Linked DNA regions of Mus musculus: all the other regions are linked to region 1. A link is a loop called in an ENCODE intact Hi-C map of the cell type or tissue named here. Cell type or tissue: left cerebral cortex. All regions are shown on one strand.

The links. A loop is a pair of places that touch in the nucleus more often than their neighbours do. Peaks named below come from ENCODE experiments on the same cell type or tissue, not always from the same donor. Only the 100,000 strongest peaks of a DNase experiment are listed, where the experiment ranks them.
Region 2: a loop joins it to region 1, with 15 times the contacts of the local background. A loop is called at or near these places in 2 of 42 quality-filtered maps.
Region 3: a loop joins it to region 1, with 5 times the contacts of the local background. A loop is called at or near these places in 4 of 42 quality-filtered maps.

Annotation. Positions count from the first base shown.
Region 1 is chr17:11,153,340-11,158,339 of GRCm38, forward strand. All of the region lies in intron 2 of Prkn (parkin RBR E3 ubiquitin protein ligase), which reads left to right. Among named protein-coding and RNA genes, the nearest start is that of Gm41526, 22 kb to the left of the region's middle. In left cerebral cortex, no CTCF peak of the experiment used is centred here; DNase peaks (open chromatin) are centred at 3,008, 3,438, 4,355 and 4,983; H3K27ac peaks cover 2,101 bases.
Region 2 is chr17:11,383,506-11,388,505 of GRCm38, forward strand. All of the region lies in intron 4 of Prkn (parkin RBR E3 ubiquitin protein ligase), which reads left to right. Among named protein-coding and RNA genes, the nearest start is that of Gm41526, 250 kb to the left of the region's middle. In left cerebral cortex, no CTCF peak of the experiment used is centred here; DNase peaks (open chromatin) are centred at 250 and 1,928; H3K27ac peaks cover 2,330 bases.
Region 3 is chr17:11,206,893-11,211,892 of GRCm38, forward strand. The region is part of intron 2 of Prkn (parkin RBR E3 ubiquitin protein ligase); the gene reads left to right. Among named protein-coding and RNA genes, the nearest start is that of Gm41526, 75 kb to the left of the region's middle. In left cerebral cortex, no CTCF peak of the experiment used is centred here; DNase peaks (open chromatin) are centred at 1,939, 2,362, 3,741, 4,146 and 2 more places; H3K27ac peaks cover 1,987 bases.

The DNA of each region.
Region 1 (5,000 bases):
AGCTTTATCTCTGTTCAGGGCCACAGTAAAGTTGTTTGGAAATAGCCTGATCATTGCAGGCCTAGTGCACACCGGGGCTTTCCATCCCTGCTGCTCTCTATATCCTAGCCAATGCCCTGTGAAGTAGAAGATGGAGTGGATGCTGATGGAAATGCAGCATCTCATGCTGCTCCAGCCTCGCAGGAAGGTCTTTTACTGCCTCAGACAGTTGCTCGTGTACATCAGCCCACAGCCAGCACTCTGCCGAGCACACCTCCTCTCTGGTGCTGTCTCCACTGAGCCCTTTCTCCCATCAATTCTACCTAACTACCTCTTTCCAGTCCAGGCCGTCTCCTCAGTTTGTGGGAACATTCAGGGATTCTCTTGATTATCCTACCTGTGCCCCTGTCTGGTAACCATAAAAACAGACTCCAGAAGTTACTTCAAGACTTGTCCCACCTTTCTCTCTCTCTCTCTCTCTCTCCTCCCTCCCCCCTCTGTTGTGCCTTTGTCTGTTTCTAGACTCACTGCTCAGTTATGCTTGATAGCCAGTATCTTGAACTTTGTTGTTTCAATAATTGTACAAATATTAAATAAAAATTAATAAATTAATAATTGGCACATGTATGGAAGAAATTAATAAATATTGGATTGGCTACAAATGACAAATCTTTGTTTAAATGCTCAGATGTATCTATGAAGGTTTTGTCATGTCTATGCCACAGAGTATGTTTCAGTTACATTAAGTTTAATGTCTTTCTCATAGCATCCTCTGACTTCAATGAAAAAGAGTCAGAAATCAATAACTACTAAGCCAAACCTGCATTTGAAAAATGAATAAATGCTTCTAAACAACACAAAGGAAAGCTCACAGAAAAGAAACCAAAGAAGCAAGCATAAGGATTAGGTGACATTGGGGATGATGTGAGAGAGGAAGTTCTTCACAGTAAAGCTACACCCTTAGGTGTCTGCCACTATGGCCCTTCAGAGCAAATTTGTAAGCATGGATTTTTGGGTTTGACTAGAGAAGAACAGAAGCCAAAAAACGAGGACTCTAATATAAGATATCAAAAAAAAAAAAAAAAAAAACAACAACAACAACAAAATGAAATTTCTCAAACAGAGTAAAAAGTAATAAAGTTAGAATCAGGGACTGACAAGCAAAGAGAATTATAAAAATGATAAAGTTTGTAGTTGTCACATCAAAATAAAAAGAAAATGTAAATGTCCCCTAAAACTCATATAAGTAAAACAGTTCCAAATAAACAGTATTAGGAAAAAAGTGAATTTAGAATAATTAAGAGCTTTAAAAGACATGAATAGGGTATAACTAATTTAATTCAGTAAATATATATACTTATTAACATAGATGTATGTAACATCAAAATGAATCGATACATTTTGATTACTTCATTTAAGATATTATCTAATTATAAATACTTCCATAATGAATGTAAGACATAAAACCCAACTCTTACTATAAAGGGAATAAGAGATAATTTAATTCTGAGCCATACTTAAGCGGCTATGACCCTGGGACACCAGTTTGGATTTCCGTGAATGGCATATTCTACCATGGGAGTAACTTAAGTGAGATACCATTGATTTAAAGTTTTTACTGCCATTGTATGTCTATGAATGTTTTGCCTGCTGCGCGCCATGTACTTGCAGTGCCTGTGGAGACTGGAAGCAAATTTTGGATCCCTGAGAACTGGATTTGCAGAGGTTATGAGCTCCCATAGAGTGCTAGGAACTGAACCTGGCTCCTCTAAAGAGTATCCAGTAGCTCTTAACCTCTGAGCCATGAGCCTATGAGTCTATTAGTCATAGATCTAAAAAAAAGTATCAAATCAAAGTATTTACTAAATACATTGATGAGAAGCATCCAGTAAGAAAAGTTCCCATGAAGTATGAATCTCTACTTTAGGTTGTTAGTTTAACTTAATACAACCTAAAAAAATTTACCTGAATATACCAAACTCTCAAATAGATGATGTGATAAATGCCTGTTAAGGTTTCCAAGGGTAGGCCAAGATAATTTTCTGTTCTGCAGCATCCCAGCTCTACCTACTCACTAAGTTCTGTTAATCAGTTAGTGTGTAACATCTTCAGAGAACGGTGGCTTTTGCAGGGCACTCCACTTCATAGCTGTAGCACAGCCATCAAATGAGCTGCTAAGCTGTTTGGGAACACACAATTCCTACCAAATCATTTCTCCAAGAAGGATATTTTTTTACTCAGCATTGAAAAATAGATGTCTATTCCAACTAATAGTTTGATTACCTAAACTCCTAAATTTAATAGGATTAATAAAGAAAGGAAAATCATAGATGAATATTACTCAAGACTGTCAATAGAAAAAGCAACTGTGTCTGCAGGTTTGTTCTCCACACACTTCTTTGAGTGGACACAGGAGAATTGGTGATCTTTCACTGTATTTACAGAAGAAAAAATGAGTACTATGATCTCAGAAGGTACCAAGAGGGGTAATATAACTTCTCGTTCACTTACAGCTGAGGACTTACTAACCATAAGGAAGTAGCATGATCTAATATTCAAAAAGGGTCATTTTTAAAACAGAAAATTGTAGGATAATGCTCAAAGTCTGTCTCAGATTGGGACAGAATACAGTTGGGCCAATATAACTGATACTGAAGTGTGGTAAAAGCTAAACAAAAAGCTGCAAGAATTCGAAGAGAGAAATGATATGACGTCATTCAGTCTAAAGTGACTAAGCAGGCAAAGTGTCAGAAAAAGAAGCTACACAAGTTTGCAGGATAATCTGTCAAATCTCCAAGTAGGAGGACAGATGCATTTCTATATGCTAACAACATTGAAATCCCGTGCATCAAAAATATATTGAACTTTGTGATAAGCCAGCTAAGAGCTGTATGAAGAGTTGTGAACAGCCTGACAAAAAAACACTGGCAGAGGTTAAATAAATCCTCTGTGGATGGAAAGCTCTACCCCCATTATGTGCAATCAGTGCCTTTGTTAGTGTGGTGAGATGCATTAGGGAGTCACAATCTGCAATCAAGTCAGTGTCATCAGCATCTCTATTGGGAAGGATGCACACTGACTGCTTCTATCAGTCTGTATCCTCCCACTCGCAGACACACTGCGGCTTCTGGATTTCTTTGCTTCAAATCCTGAAAGTTCTGACCTTCACCCTGGAAGCTCCCATGGGTAGCCAACATCAGCTATGATTTTTTAAATGATCAATATAGTTGCTATGAAGATAAGGCAATGATTCATTTATTTTCGCAGTACTAACCGGACAGACAGACAGATTTGATAAGTGTGGAGGAAGGTTGTTGTATTCTGAGGTGCTGATCATGGCCCCAAGCTCTCCAGGTATGTGGAATTCCCAGGATCCTACAGAGCTGTTAAGAAAGCCATGAATGGGTCTTACGAGAACCTCCAGCTACAGTTTGGTTCTTGGAAAGATTTGTCTTTCTGTGCCCGTTTTAGGTTTCTGTTAGAGACTTTTAGCAGGATGTTCTGTGCAAGGTGCTTATGATTCACAATGATGAATGAAGCTTGTCCAAACCCTTCCTGGCTCTCTCTGTTGTGTTTAAGCAACTGCTCAAAGCAAAGCAAACTGATCTGTGTGTGACCTTAGAGTACCCAGGTTCCGGCAAGCCCCATCTGGTCACTACCAAGCAGCAGGAAGGAGCAATGCTGCAGAGAGGGGCAGTAAGCCACAGTGTAATAGGACATGGCCTCAGATACCCCAAATGCTTAGAACTAGTGTTGTAGGAATGATGATGGTCAGGGACATGTAAAACATTCCTGAACACTTGGTGGGGCTGGGCATCCCAATGCCCAATGTAATGAAATGTTCTTTCCTCCCCTCATCTGGGAGAGAGATCAGTGATGAATTTGCAGATTGGTCTATCCCATTTGCCCCAGTATGGAACACCCAGCACCCCCTTGGCAGAATTTCTGCTAGTAACTAATGAGATGTCATATGCTTTTCTCTCATTCATTTAATATAATAGATTCAGAGCCACATCTGCTGAAAAATAAATTTACATTAGGAATTAAAATAATGCCTCCAAATCACCAGTGTGATAGTTCGCTGAGTGGATATTGACGCATAAAAGGCAGGTAAAATGAGGAACCTCTGATCTCAGACTCTCTGCAGACATTGCAGACTGCACATCAAAGACCATATATTTCTATGCAAATGGGACATGTATCTAGCATTGGGAGCATTTCCAGAAAGTACTGTGCAATATGCTCTTCAGAAAAAAAGAAAAAAGAAAAACCCTAAGTCTTGCTTGGTATTACATGAAGCACAGCTACGCACACAGTTTGCAGAGTGGGTGCACATGACACGCCAACACGAACTTTCCTTCTCCACTGTTCCTCGTTTGTGAGGCGACAGCAGATGGCTGAACTGGCACAGGACTGAGTTCGGCACCATTCTGAGTCAGAACTGCTGTGAAGGTGCCAGAGTCTGAGTGGCCAGAAGACCAGATCCCTAATAGCCTCCTGAGACGGCTTTCCTCTCTCTCCCTCAGATGCTTGCAGAGGAGCCTTCCAGAGTGCTCCCTGCCTGTGCTGTGTAATGAGCAGTTTCAGCTCTGTCTGAAGCAGAAGCAGAGGCCTTATGTAACATTGCAACTTCTCAAGAAACCAACACGTCAGCTGTCTACATTTCCACATGTCCCTCAGTACTCTAAAACTCTCATCTTCCTCACACGCATGCAGCCCCCATTGCCTTTTCCAAACACCAATGCACAGAAAGCACTCCTGTCAGATGCTTAGGAAGTTGATGGAGAAGATCACATGTTTGATTGCATACGTGCATGTTGGGGAATGCCTAGCTGCAGGGTTCAGTGCACTTCATCTGTTCTTTCTCTAGTGTCACCTGCTATCTACCATCCATCTTCCTGTTCTTTGCCACAGTATCTGGAAGCCAAGATAACAGCGAGCCCTTCTTGTTCCTATGAGGAGATAATAGAGGGGCAGTCTCTGTAAATCCAAGTAAGCAAGCAGATGTGACAGCTCTGGGC
Region 2 (5,000 bases), 230 kb after region 1:
CCATGGACTGCATTCCATGAGTTCTAAAGCCATTTGTCGTTCTTCATGCATGGCCCTGAGCAAGAATCTTGGTGTCATCACTCGGGAGTCATCCAATGCTGCGGAGACACCCCTGCAGCCCACGCACAGGCAGCTCTCTTCACTGTGCTGCCTCCCATCACAGAATGAGGACAAGAAGCCCATGCCATGGGGTTTGCTTCTGTATAGAAGATAAGTGTCTGGCAGAGCTGCTGTGTCTACCACTGTCTCTTATTGTGCATTTAGACATATGCTATGTTAATCAGTTTATTTCCATCTTTACGAAGTATGGTGGGACGAGGGAGGGGTGGCAGATGGACAGCCCTGCCTCTGTGGATGCTCACAGGAGAAGCACTTCTAGCAACAAGGCATCTGCTTCTCGCAAGACCCTCTAGTGGGTGTTGCCTCTGAAAGCGCTCTCCAGGATTTAAATACAGCAAATCATTCTCTAACTGTAAAAGAGACATACACTTAGGATGTATGTACATCACATCACATCACATCACATCACATCACATCACATCACATCACATCACATCACATCACACATGGCATGCCTCCTGGCTACTGTGTACTACATTCAGTCATACCTTCATTCAGTAGCTACATAGACTGCTTGCTCTGTATTCTCTCTTGAGAGATTGGAATGAACACCCATTCTATTCCACTCGGTCATTTGATATTCTCTGTGTGTCTCTCTCTGTCTCATCCCTCTCCATCTCTTCCCTCTCCATCTCCTTCTTCCTCCATCTCCTCCCCCACCATGTATGTGAACATATGAGTCGTGTGTCTGTTTGTAGACTCACTCTCCCTCAGGCAGTCTTCACACTGGCTATCTTTGTGTCTCCACTTCTGAGTGCTGGGATTATGAACATATGTCACCAATCTCAGCTCGATCATCTGATCATCATAAGCCTTGACCATGGTCTCCAGGTGGAAGTAGAAAAGGCATTCTATAATGACTCTGACTTTCATGTGTCTAATGGTGAGCTGTGTACATGCATGGTTAAATGAGAGGAGCAGAGCAAAATGGATGCTAGCCGTTTTCCGCAGATGCCTCTTAATTGTTTCCTAATCCTATCTTCCAACTCTCACTAGAAGAATCCCTGACACTGAAATTGTGATAATCACTTCATCTTAAGCCTTTTGTAGGAAAAAATATTGTTGCTAGCTACGGAACCTATGATAATATTTCCATGTTGCAGCCAAGTACATCTGCGTACCGTGCCAGCAAGAAGTGAAGAGAGGCTGGGCGGTGGTGGCGCACACCTTTAATCTCAGCACTCGGGAGGCAGAGGTGGGTGGAGTTCGAGGCCAGCCTGGTCTACAAAGTGAGTTCCAGGACAGCCAGGACTCTAAAGAGAAACCCTGTCTCGAAAAACCAAAAAGAAGAAGAAGAAGAAGAAGAAGAGGAGGAGGAGGAGGAGGAGGAGGAGGAGGAGGAGGAGGAGGAGGAGGAAGAGGAGGAAGAGGAGGAAGAGGAGGAGGAGGAGGAGGAGGAGGAAGAGGAGGAAGAGGAGGAAGAGGAGGAAGAGGAGGAAGAGGAGGAAGAGAAGAAAAAAAGGAAGAGGAGGAGGAGGAGGAGGAGGAGGAGAAGAAGAAGAAGAAGAAGAAGAAGAAGAAGAAGAAGAAGAAGAAGAAGAAGAAGAAGAAGAAGAAGAAGAAGAAGAAGAAGAAGAAGTGGTGAAGAGAGGATAGATGCGAAGCTATGCTCCGTAGGAGCAGCCAAGCTGCTCACCTGCTTCTGAGCTGAGGTGCTGAGGGAAGGGCCTCCTGCAGCCTTTCCCAGAGCACTGGGTCTGAAGCATGAAGCTTGCATGGGCCATCTTGACTGCTGGGCTTAGCGATGTGTGGCACGATTTTGGCAGCGTGCTTCCTATTTCTGCTTGCAGACTGTTGGTGTCCTTATTAAGTCAGAACTAGAGATGACGTGTCCCATTCCCACAGGACAGCTGGCAGTTTAGAAGATGGTATTTTTGGAGAGTTACTCACTCTATAATCACTGTACTTGGTGCAAGCTGAGCAGCCCTTGGAGGCATTGACAGAGATGGCCCTTTGTTCCTCCAGGACCCACTTCCTACACTCCTCTGCCTTGCAGCCAGTATTGAGACTCATTCTTGAAATTTCCTTCTTTTTGACAGATTCTTCTTTGTTACACACACACACACACACACACACACACACACACACACACACACCATCCTCCTGGCTCCTAAAAATAGCTCTTCTTTGATGTTGTTCCTTGGCCCCATCTGTGTCCTCTCTAGCCTTTTCTGTCTCATTGTCTCATGCTGTGTTAGAGTTAAATAGATTTATCTGAAGCTCAGTCTCAAATCTTCACTTTTAGCCCATTACCATCTTCTTACATACAAGGCAAGTTGCTTATGTGATAATTTAGGCTTGTATGTTCCCCAAACATAGCCATTTGACATACCTCACATCCACACCCATGAATGCACCCTTTCGTGTCCATCCACCAGAAAAATAAATGGAGTTATCTTGTACTTCTTCATTTTCTTACACTTCAAAACCCAGATTCTGACTTAATGCCCACTGTTGTTGACCCCAGGCGTAGCCTTTTTACCGCATAGTACTTAGGGTGGTATGTGGAACTCTCAAGTTTGAATCCTCTTGTGTTCCATTCTCAGTTGGAGAAGAGAAAGCCCAGTGGCTTTTCACACAGGGATCTTAAGATAGGGAATGGTTGTGTAGTTTTAGAACATGAAAAGGAAAACCCAAAGCAACAAGGAACCAGATGGTAAGGCCGAGGCCCAACCACCTCTTGGTGTCAGGGCACAAATGGGAGAGCCTGGGGGCTCTCTGGTGAAAATTCTTGGATCTGAGGTTTAGACCACTCCAAGAACACGAGGAAGTTATTTATCTTGGTTCCAAATCTAGAGGCTGAAGGAAGAGACAAATCTAGGAGGGAGTTTTGCTCTTCCGTGGAACAGTTGCTGTTGTGTCGATGTCTATAGATATCTACCAAGTGGAAAGAAGAATATGTCAACCCCCTCCCCCATGCAGGGTTTCTAGCCTCCCTTAAGTATATCCTTTTGAAACAATCTAATCTAGTTGAAAAATTAGTTGATTTAGCAGGTTGAATAATTTGATGGTAAACCCTGACCAAATCATCGAAGAGTAGAATTGAGACCCTGGATTTGGGTATAGGAAGCTAAGCTGTATGAATTACACATATGTGTGTTTGAGTTCTCCTTTCCCAACAGTAAGTATTTTACTCCTAGTAAGAACTAATCATGCTCGCAGCAATTGTCTTGCCATCTTTTATAAAATGGGGCCTATCTCCCAATGATTCTGCATGCCATCCATCTCCGAGAGTCATTACTATTAGTTTATCTTTAGTAGGACGAGAACATCATAGATCCCAAAGAACACGTTAAATTTTAAAACTGACCATAGCACACACAAAAGAGAAGTATGGGAAGTAAGGAAAGAATAAGTTGTGCATGGTGCACATGCGTATTTGTGCTGCATTTAAACCTTAGCAGGGATGAGGGTTAGGTCTTGCCTAGTGGTTCTCATTCTGTCTCCTCCTTCCTCGCCAGCATCTCCCTTTGTAAAGACTGGAACTATGTGTTATGTTTTATTTTCCCTTTGTCCTTAGACAGGGTGGTCTAAATTTTAATTCTCAAAGGCTCCAAATATTCTGTCATCTAGGCTTTGTTTCTCACAGTTGCATTAATTTTGATTATTGGACATAGGATTATTTGATTACCCAGACGTTTGGGAAAAGACAGGGAGCAATATCTGCCAATACAATACCAAGAGGTATCCCCACTGAAAAGCTAAGTATATCCAAATCCCCTTTTCTCTGAGATCATTGTACAATAGCCATCCAATTTCTCTCAGTAACTGAGACCAATGTGCCTGCCACCCATATGTTTTTTCCTTCATTGTAACAAGACTCCAAAATGGCAGCAGAGCATCTCAGTTTGTTTTTTTTTTTTTTTCTTAATTTTGGCTCTACTTTCTGGGTACTAAGGTGATCCACTTTGAGAGTAGGGGAGGAGGTATTTCAAGAGCTTCTTTTCATCTCTGCCTTAGTGTTTCTGTCTCCAAATAACAGAAAGATCTGTGATAATGCTGGCAGTGGCTAACTAGATTCACTCTAGTTACCATATTCAGGAACTGCAGAAGTAACCAACTCACACTTTTCTGGAACTACTGTAAAATCAGTTTGGGTCCACATCTGTTTATAACCTTTTTTTTTTTTTTTTTTTTTTTTTTAACCCTGAATCTGGAAGTACTTTTAGTTTCTGAAGCTTTATTAGCACATATTGATTAGCCCAATTAACACATAATGAGCTTCACAACGTACTTGTTCTATATGTTTGTAACCTTACTAACACAGCATTCCCTCCAGTGACCAAGATAATGCTTTGGAACAACAAGCCGACTTCACTTCACAAACAACCATCCTTGGCAGAAGTATATGCATCTCTTGTTCTGTCTCATGATCATCCTATTGGATGGAACCAGACATTCGGGAAAAGACACGGAACAATCTCTACCATGAATGGCACAGAGAAATGCTGAAAGAAACAAGTGCTTTGTACAAAAATGTCCCTGCAGGCTTTGCCTATGGCGGTAAGAATGGTGGCAACGGGGCTCCAGGACTGAAAGGCTGGGAAGCTCAGAGAAAGAGAAGCAGAACCCCAGAATAACTTTAAAAAACAACAACAGTAACAACATACACCTTTAAAAAAATTCATCCTACAAGATGAAAGGATGTTCCCTTTTCTTTCTTTCTTTTTTTCTTACAGTTATAGAACTGAGTTTTGGAAATGTTATGGAAGCAGGAGAGGTGACAGAACTGTAGCTACATCCAGAGCTTCAAGTATTTAGTGTGGTGGTTAGAGCGTTGATTAGCAAGACACCAGACCCTGGGACATGAAGTGAATGTTTATATAGATTCAGACAAGGCTGACTTTCAGCTTTCTAATCTCCATGATCTTTTCCCTGGC
Region 3 (5,000 bases), 54 kb after region 1:
AAGGCCCAGGTCCCAAAGCAGAGGTGATGCTGGACACCTCTGTGGCTGTTGAGAGCTTTAGCAGACTTTCTGTCATCAGTGTGAACAGTGAAAGGCTCTGCCTGAGCTGAAAGGTAGATAGATATATAACCATCAGGTGTCAAGAGGTAGAAGCTTGCTTACATCAGCAACAGAGGACCCTGACTCTACGTGTCTGCTTTATTGTTACTGTTGTTCAGGATTTTCTTATATGCCTGGACACCTGCTTTAGTGTGTTAGCATGCAGGTTGACGGTCAGACTGTTAGAAGTATTCAGATGCTTTCTGTAGAAAAATAAGCTCTGCCTGAGGTGAAGCTGAGGGACACCAAGCTTCACCATGTGCACTGCCTTGGGTTTCCAGGACATAGGGCAGGTTTGGACTTTTGCCTAGTCCAGTGTCCTGCCCATGTGTCTGTCCTTCTATGTGTCATTCCTCTACCACACCCTGTGCTCCTGCCTTCATCCTCATTTTCTAGCTGACTATAAATGCTGTCTATATAGAGATGAGGAGCTAGTCTTTGTTTGAGTTGTTCCAGGGCTCCTTTCCTAATGACAAACATGAAAAAACTTAAAATTTTTCTGGCAAATGTTTCAAGAAGGCCAATGTTTTAGCCTTAGAAAGATACAACCACACAGAGAGTTGAAAGGTATCCTTACGCCTCCTCTATAACGGGGTGATGGGAGTTGTGCAAGGGCTGGATCCCCTGAGAGATAGATGAATTCTAAAAATGTTTAATAGACATCAAGCATTGGAAGAGATAGCCATAAAATCCTTTTGTCTGTCACTCTCTAAAAATACAGCTGCTTTTGTGTCCTCTTTGTGATGTGGGATGGGTTCTGATAAAACAGGAATATGTTGCCCTCTTCAAAAGGAGAAAAGCCACCATGCTAAGAAATTGTATTTTAAGAGACTGACAACACACACTGAGTACAGTAGGCATTCCTACCGTGTTTGCATTCCAATGTCCATGAAAGCCATTGTGACGTACAATACTGTCATGTTATTGGAGCAGAGAGCTTCATCAATCATTGAGTGCCTACTGCTGTGTCTTCTGCATGCCAGCACACAACTTAAATAGATTGCTGCATGAAGACATAGTGCTAAAAAGAGGACTGGCTGAGGACAGAAAGCAAACATGAGCGCTACTTAGCTCTAAATATGTAGGAACACCCTATCTTTCTTGTAAGTGTCCTGTAAACAAAGCTGAAGGGGAATTGGAGTTTTCTACATAAAAATATGGATGCTGACTTTATTCAACTTATTTTTCTTTTTTTTTTTTTTCCCCAAGAAAATACATACTGGGGCTTGGTCTGGCTATTCTTAAAATTATAATGGGCAACTTGGAAATCTACTCATTTACTTGTTACAAAGCTCTTGAACACCTTTTGCTGAACGGCAAGTGTAGCAGGTAGGGGACTTCTTTCAATGTGGTCTAGATCCCACTGTGGCCATATGAATCCAAACCTATACATGCAGGTATACCAGAACGTACAGGTAAGCAGATATTCATGGATCACTTGATGCATGTATATGATTTGTGTAAGCTACATGTGTATGCACAATATATACATTTAAAAAAGTAAAGTTAGCTCTAACAATAGAAATGTACCTACATTGGTGAGGGACTTTATTAAGTCAAGCCACTGAACATTTCATTGCATCTGAAAAAAATGAATTACAGGTTTTCCTTTATTTAAAAAGTTGCTCACCAAACAAATGAGAAGAAAAGAAACATTTTCTGGCAGGTCTGTCTCACCTCCTCTTAGTGACTAAAACCCACAATCTTAAGAACCATCAGTTGTTTCTGACTTTGAGCACTCAGTGACTTTGTGTCTCCTTCAGAGCCAAGACAAGTGCCAAAGCACAAGAGCTTTGCAGCTTCTCAGGAACAGGGAGCAGAGAGAGCAGCCAGCTGGAGGGCACTCACAAGAACTAGACAGTCAGACTCCCTGACAGGTGGAGAGCTGGAGAGGGATGTCCAGTTTCGTTCTGCATGTTTCTCTGGATCCTTCGATACACATGAATCTCCGACTGGTCCTCTCCTTTGTCTGAACCCAGTTATAGATCAGAGGACAAGGAAGCCAGTTGGTACAGTTCTCAAGTGTTGGACTCCCAGGACAGAGAGCTAGAAAGACAGAAGTGAATGTGTCAGCAACCAGGTAAAACGGAAGCCAGTGGAGGCTAACAGTGTTGGTTCCCACAGGCACATAGCTGTTATGCCCACTGACTTAAACATACATAGAAGCATTTAGGACTGAACATGCCTTAATAGAGTATACGGCATGCTATAGAAGATGTGGCTGAAGTAATCCCTTTTGGCACAGTGGCCAATGACTCAGCTTTGCTCTGACTCAACTCTGTTCTTTGGCAGAGAGTCAGCAGCTGCTTTGTGGAAACTAAGATGCCCAAAGAAAACACTTAGAGTATGCAATGGTGTCAGCGTTTGGATGCTGATTATGGGGTGGATCCCTGGTTATGGCAGTCTCTACATGGTCCATCCTTTCGTCTCAGCTCCAAACTTTGTCTCTGTAACTCCTTCCATGGGTGTTTTGTTCCCACTTCTAAGGAGGGGCATAGTGTCCACACTTCAGTCTTCATTTTTCTTGAGTTTCATGTGTTTAGGAAATTGTATCTTATATCTTGGGTATCCTAGGTTTTGGGCTAATATCCACTTATCAGTGAGTACATATTGTGTGAGTTCCTTTGTGAATGTGTTACCTCACTCAGGATGATGCCCTCCAGGTCCATCCATTTGGCTAGGAATTTCATAAATTCATTCTTTTTAATAGCTGAGTAGTACTCCATTGTGTAGATGTACCACATTTTCTGTATCCATTCCTCTGTTGAGGGGCATCTGGGTTCTTTCCAACTTCTGGCTATTATAAATAAGACTGCTATGAACATAGTGGAGCATGTGTCCTTCTTACCAGTTGGGGCATCTTCTGGATATATGCCCAGGAGAGGTATTGCTGGATCCTCCGGTAGTACTATGTCCAATTTTCTGAGGAACCGCCAGACGGATTTCCAGAGTGGTTGTACAAGCCTACACTCCCACCAACAATGGAGGAGTGTTCCTCTTTCTCCACCGAAAGGACCCAGATGTAGCTGTCTCTTGTGAGACTATGCCGGGGCCTAGCAAACACAGAAGTGGATGCTCACAGTCAGCTAATGGATGGATCACAGGGCTCCCAATGGAGGAGCTAGAGAAAGTACCCAAGGAGCTAAAGGGATCTGCAACCCTATAGGTGGAACATTATGAACTAGCCAGTACCCCGGAGCTCTTGACTCTAGCTGCATATGTATCAAAAGATGGCCTAGTCGGCCATCACTGGAAAGAGAGGCCCATTGGACACGCAAACTTTATATGCCCCAGTACAGGGGAACGCCAGGGCCAAAAAGGGGGAGTGGGTGGGTAGGGGAGTGGGGGTGGGTGGGTATGGGGGACTTTTGGTATAGCATTGGAAATGTAAATGAGCTAAATACCTAATAAAAAATGGAAAAAAAAAAAGAAAACACTTAGAATGCATATCACCATTAACAACCAAACTATTCCTGCTGCCACCCGACCAAGCCATGGCTATGAAACTTACAGAAAATCACAAGGATGAATTTCAGTGAGCCTTTTCTAGTTATCCATCCTAGCAGTTAACCCGGGGCCCCTTGGCAATTAATCTCTTCTCTCTGGGAAGTATGATTGGACACATTGCTTCAGGGGTCTGGAGATGAGTCTTACTGTTCAGATTTAGCCCTTTTCTTACACTAAAACAAGAATCCCTGGGTGGGTCTTCTAACATGGGAGAGGAGAGGGTACTTTCTGCGTAATTGGATGACAGAAGTCATTTGGAGGATTCTCGCTCTCAATCTACTTAGAAAAATTTAATGTGAATTTTCTTCCCCCTTTTCATTTCTGCTTTAGTCCTTAAGTTAAAAAGATTTCTAAAATATGCATATTGGTTGGCCAAGTTCTTGGAACAATCAGTGAAGTGAAGTCTGGCAAATATGATCCTAAGATATCAGGTTTTTTTTCCCCCTAGACATCTGCAGCTGAAGCTCAGGAGCATCTCCGGGCACCTGGCTTCTTTTCTTAGCCAGGAATCTCTGGAGCTGCTCACATCCTCAGAGCATTGCCTTTCTCCTTGCTTTTGCCTCAGGTCCCCTTGTCTTTCCTGTCGCCCAGTGCAGGTGCAGGTGCAACCGCACTGCACGATCTACATCCCCCTTTTCCTGTACCTGGTTTTGGATATCAAGCATTCCAGAGGCGATCCCCACCCTAGGTATCACCGGCGAGAATCAGTGCAGTAACTGCTACAGGTTCCGTTAACCCAATGTATCTCTGCGTTCTATTACTTGCTCCTTGACCCCTACCGCAGCACCGGATGGGAAAGGGTGTGTGCTAAGCATTACTGATGCTTCTCACATAGGCTTGCAACCCACATCTTCCCACACCCCACTTTGCAAAGCTGACGAGCCTCATCTTCCCATGTGCATCTCTGAGCATCCTTTATTCTTCCCATGGAGAAAATGCTGCTTGTGCTGTTATTGCTGCTTTGGGTTCCCCTGCATCTTTTCTTTTCTTCTTGGGAATCCAAAGGACAATTGCTTGATTCTCTGTTTTCCTGGGATATTTGTTGGCCCCACCTTCCCTGCAGCCTAAGCCTCTTCCCAGAGGCTCAGCCTTTAAAGTGGAGAGCTGCAAGCCATGAAAGGGAAAAGGAATAAAGACAATAGATGGAGGTCATATGATGGATCTCTCTGCAGAGTAGCTGGATGGTTCTGAAAGGCGGGTCAGTTGGCAAAAGACAAAATAACTGGAAAGATAGAATAAATTTCCTCTGAGAGGGACTGCTCACTTATGAAATGAGTCATCAAGCTGGCTCTGGATCAGAGCATCTTGTTTATCACCAGGTTGTTTTATATCCTCACCAAATTCCTCTGCCAGCCCCCTTTCACTTACCATTCTATAGTGAGAAATAAATGCCT